Linked DNA regions of Homo sapiens: region 1 is linked to region 2. A link is a loop called in an ENCODE intact Hi-C map of the cell type or tissue named here. Cell type or tissue: breast epithelium. All regions are shown on one strand.

Region 1 (2,500 bases), 330 kb before region 2:
ATTGCAGCCCTCTTGGGCTCAAGCAATCCTCCTGCCTCAGCCTCCCAAGTGTCTGGGACTACAGGCGTGCACCACCATGTCTGACTTTTATATGTGTGTGTGTGTGTGTGTGTGTGTGTGTGTGTGTATTTGTGTATATATATGTGTGTATATATATGTGTGTGTATATATATATGTGTGTGTGTATATATACATATATATGTATGTATGTGTATATACATATATAGTGTGTGTGGAGACAGATCTCGCCATGTTACCCAGGCTTGTCTGGAACTCCTGGGCTCACACAGTTCACTCGCCTCAGCCTACCAAAATTCTGGGATTACAAGCATAAGCCACCATGCTCAGCCTAAATCTTTTTAGTTGGACTTCCTGAAGTTTGATTTTTTTTTTTTTTTTTAATTTTGAGACGGAGTTTTACTCTGTCACCCAGGCTGGAGTGCAGTGGCATGATCTCCACTCACTTCAACCTCCGCCTTCCGGGTTCAAGTGATTCTCCTGCCTCAGCCTCCTGAATAGCGGGGATTACAGGTGCCGCCACCACGCCTGGCTAATTTTTGTAATTTTAGTAGAGACAGGGTTTCACCATGTTGGTCAGGCTGGTCTCAAACTCCTGACCTCGTGATCCACCCGCCTCAGCCTCACAAAGTGTTGGGATTATAGGCGTGAGCCACTGCGCCCGGCCTGATTTTTTTTTAATTGTTTAATTGTTTAATTTTTTTTTTTATACAGGGAGGGTCTCTGTGTGGCCCACGCTGGTCTCAAACTCCTGGCCTCAAGTGATCCTACTGCCTTGGCCTCCTAAAGTACTAGAATTACCAGCATAAGCCATTGTGCTTGGCAAAAGTTTGTTTTTTGTTTGTTTGTTTGTTTGTTTTGTTTTGTTTTGAAACAAGGTCTCGCTCCTGAGCGAGATCCTCTTACCTCTTTCTCCCAAGTAGCTGGGACTATCGGTGTATGCCACTGAGCCTGGCTAGTTTTGTTTTTTTTGTATGTGACATTTTTAGTGTAAGCACATACACACACGCATGCATGCACGCACATTCATACTATCCCCCTTCTTTGTTTCTTTGTACGTATAATATGTGCACTTTTTCCACCTAACACTGTCTTGTGGAGATCACCGGATGGCTAGCCTCCTATTTAGATAACCTGCCTGGGAGGCAGGCTGGGGTGCCCTGCAGCTGCTTTCAGAGTTTGCTGATCAGAGTCTGAAACTGCAGGCTATGCATGGGTAACAGCTGGTGTACAGGCTTGCTAGTGGCCCCTGCACAAATGTGTGTCTTTCTTGGCTGTATTTATACGGATTTTCAGTGACATTTTTGGTATCTTTGTATAGCAATAGATGTAGTGTTTCATGAGGCCTTTGCCATGGTTCTTTTAAAAAGAGACACTAGATGGCAGTAGAGACCCCGCCAGTGAAGTCTCAACCCTTAGGTCACTGTGCTGTACTCAGGATGCTGCTTTTCGAAGCACACAGTATTCAGATTCAGTTTTTTTAAAGGGTCTCTTTCATGGAGAGCTCAACGGTTCTATTAAAAGTATAATTGAGGCCAGCCGTGGTGGCTCACATCTATAATCCCAGCACTTTGTAGGGGCAAGGCAGATCACTTGAGGCCAGGAGTTCAAGACTAGCCTGGCTGACATGGCAAAACCCCGTTTCTACTAAAAATACACACACAAAAATTTGCTTATGCAGCTTATGCTGCCACATGTCATTAAACAACTCCTTTTCCTTAGCTTTTTCTCTGAGTTTGTGATTTAACCTACGTTCTGGAGGTATTAATGACCTCCATATGGGTAATACCCAGCAAACGTAAACTTCTTTGTGGTTTGCCAGATTTTCACTAATTTACAAGGATATGCCCAGTTACTGTAACTCAATTTGAGATTACCTTTACCTTTCCTATTCTTATGGCTGGGGTTTCTGCATAGAATGATACCTTTGAATGACCCGCAAGCTACATTTAAGTGAACATTAATGATTTCGGTAAGCTTGGTCCACTCTGGGAAGTGATGTGCTGTGGTTGGTTTCAGTTGCATGGGAGCCAGTCGAAGCTACAACTCATCGACTGCCCTGTGCCAGATGAAAGGAGGTGGTTGATTTTTGAACACCTTTTCCCTTCCTTAGGGTTGGTGAGCTCATCGCTCTCTGTGGAGTTCATAGTGTCCCTGTAACTGAGTATCTTAGCTGTGAAGCCAAGCATTGTCTCTGCAGGAGTGGCACACAGATTTTCCAAGGCTGTTTTGTGGGAATGGATGTTACCTTACAGTTTGAGTCTTGCCTAATTTAGCCAAACCTGTTTGGAGTGAAGCTACTTATCCAAGGAAGTTTGAAAGTAACTTAATTCCCTGATGAAGGAACTTTTAAAACAGGCAGAGTGTGTAGACCTTGCCTTGCCTTAGTCCTGAGTGCTCCTGATGCAGAGCTGTGCAGCACACATCAGCTGGGCCCTGCATGCCACATGTTTTGCAGCCCTGGTAAAAGGTGCAGCACAAC
Region 2 (2,500 bases):
CTGTTTCCTCCGTCAGCGCCCGTGGCTGCTCCTTTCCCGGAGGTGCGGCTGCGGCCATGCCACCTGCTTTCTTGTCTTCGGCCCATGTGCCGTGAGCGTTTCTCCACGGTCCCTACAAGCCTGCAGGGGCTCTGCTTCCTTGCTTCTCCACCTGTTGCGGGGGCCTGGGTGCACTGCTCCTTCACCCTTGACCTCTCGTGGCTAACCATCTCACGACAGTCTTCGTGCTAAAGTCCCCTCTCCCCTTCTCTGGGTCTATGTCATAGGTAAAGTTCTAGGACCGGGACTCTTGTGTGATGGACCTAACCCCCCACCTCCATGGCCTGTATACAAATTACCGCCCTGAGGCCGATAGGAACTTCTGGCTCCGTCTTCCACAGTCCATCCTATGTAAAAGTCCATTCTGAAAATGGCATGCTTCAAAACTAGTTCTAGAAAGTTCTGCAGTTGTTTCCTAGCCCAGGGAGAGTCATCACGGCCAGTCCGTCCTGTGTGTTAACTTATTTGGTCCTTACCACGGCTGGATGAGGAGATGCTTCTGTTGACAGATGAGGAAACTGAGGCACCGAGAAGTCACTTGCCTAGGGACACACAGGTGGGGCTGGTGAGTGGCAGAGCAAGGATTTGAGCCAGGTGGTCTGGCTCCTGTGTCCTGTACTAGAGACCACAGCTGGGGGTCCTGGGGCAGGTGGCGTCTGAGGCCATCCGTCCTTGGCTCTGCCGCCTCCTCCGGAATGAATGGCCCTGGCATCCCGGTGCAGATCAGTAGAGTCCTGGCTGCACACTGGGGCCAAAACAGGCACTTGAAATTAGGGCCTCATCGTGCCCTTCTCTCTTCTTCTTCCTGGACTTTGAAATTGCTCACTGCTTGTTGCACATCTGCTGGAGATAACACGGCCATGTGTGCGTGTGTTTGGGGGGGTTCTGCCTGCACCCTGAAACCTGTGGGCCAGGAGAGTCCTGGGGCATTTGTCAGGAGCGGCGCTGTGCAGCCTGTGTTTTGCTCTCCATACTTCCTGGCACTTAAAAAACTCTCGTGGTATTGCTCTAAAAGCAAAAAGGAAAACGGAAGGACTCGATACTCACATTTCAAAAGGAAGTTGTAAAATGTACGGTCTGTGCCTGGGGTGAGAAGCCCTCGTGCCTTCCTGGCATGCTGCAGGTTCCCGTTTAAGTTGCTCAGCCAGATCTGATTGTGCTGGTCAGGCTCACCTGCCAGGTGAGTGCGCGGCCGGCCTCACGTGGAGATGTGCCTGGTGTGCCTGGCAGAGCCCTTTCAGGCTTTGCTTTCTAGGAGAGTGGTGGAGGAAATCAGTCATTTCAAAACCTTTTGTTTTTCTTTTGTACAGCAAAAAGATGGCACCTTTGCAGCAGGGGGCTACATGCCCCCTCTCCGGTTTAAAGCACTTACCCTCTCTGTGGTGTTTGGAACCATGGTTGGTGGCATCCTTATCCCCAACGGTAAGGCGGGAGGGCTGCCCTGTTGCCGGGGAGTGGGACCCGGGGCTTCGGCATCAACCAAGACCTGCACAGTTACGAGACCTGCACAGAGACCATCTTCTCTGGTCTCTTAAAAAAGTCTAGAGACTTTGTCAGTTTTTCTCTGGCCCACAGAGAAAGGCAGGGGATAAAATCTGGCAACTTGAGCCAGGTGCGGTGGCTCACACCTGTAATCCCAGCACTTTGGGAGGTTGAGGTGGGTGGATCACCTGAGGTTGGGAGTTCAAGACCAGCCTGACCAATGTGGAGAAACCCCGTCTCTACTAAAAATACAAAATTAGCAGGGCGTCATGGTGCATGCCTGTAATCCTAGCTACTTGGGAGGCTGAGGCAAAAGAATCACTTGAACCCGGGAGGAGGAGTTTGCAGTGAGCCAAGATTGCGCCATTGCACTCCAGGCTGGGCAACAAGAGAGAAACTTCGTCTCAAAAAAAAAAAAATCTGGCAGCTTGCTGGGCGCAGTGGCTCACGCCTGTAATCCCCGCAGTTTGGGAGGCCGAGGCGGGCGGATCACGAGGTCAGGAGATCGAAACCATCCTGGCTAACACGGTGAAACCCCGTCTCTACTAAAAATACAAAAAAATTAGCCGGGCGTGGTGGCGGGTGCCTGTAGTCCCAGCTACTTGGGAGGCTGAGGCAGGAGAATGGCGTGAACCTGGGAGGCGAAGCTTGCAGTGAGCTGAGATCGCTCCACTACACTCCAGCCAAAAAAAAAAAAAAAAAAAAAATCTGTCAGCTTGATGGAACAGCAGGCACCCATTGACACCTGGGCAGAGAGAGACTGCAGTGCCGGGACACAGGCTCAATTTGTAGAACCAACTATTCTAGAACAGCGCATGCTGTCCTGTTGATTCTTTTGACTTCTGATTTTGGTGATGCATTACCAAGGGAAGCGTTGAAGGCTCTGAACATATTTATGTTACCCAAATGCACCCACTCCCTAGCAGACAAGACAGAGCTCGTTGTCATCAGAGGATGACATCACAGGGGAACTCGCACG

The links. Hi-C counts contacts between places; a loop is a spot of excess contacts. Peaks named below come from ENCODE experiments on the same cell type or tissue, not always from the same donor. Only the 100,000 strongest peaks of a DNase experiment are listed, where the experiment ranks them.
Region 1: it touches region 2 in a loop (2.9-fold over the local background); 2 of 110 quality-filtered maps call a loop at or near these places.

The regions. Positions count from the first base shown.
Region 1 is chr17:81,600,608-81,603,107 of GRCh38, reverse strand. All of the region lies in intron 8 of NPLOC4 (NPL4 homolog, ubiquitin recognition factor), which reads left to right. Among named protein-coding and RNA genes, the nearest start is that of NPLOC4, 35 kb to the left of the region's middle. RefSeq lists an enhancer at 1,523-1,682. In breast epithelium, a CTCF peak has its summit at 1,395 (motif pointing right); a DNase peak (open chromatin) is centred at 1,400.
Region 2 is chr17:81,271,477-81,273,976 of GRCh38, reverse strand. SLC38A10 (solute carrier family 38 member 10) reads left to right here. Exons shown (of 16, transcript NM_001037984.3): 9 at 1,350-1,461. Among named protein-coding and RNA genes, the nearest start is that of SLC38A10, 23 kb to the left of the region's middle. In breast epithelium, no CTCF peak of the experiment used is centred here; a DNase peak (open chromatin) is centred at 1,196.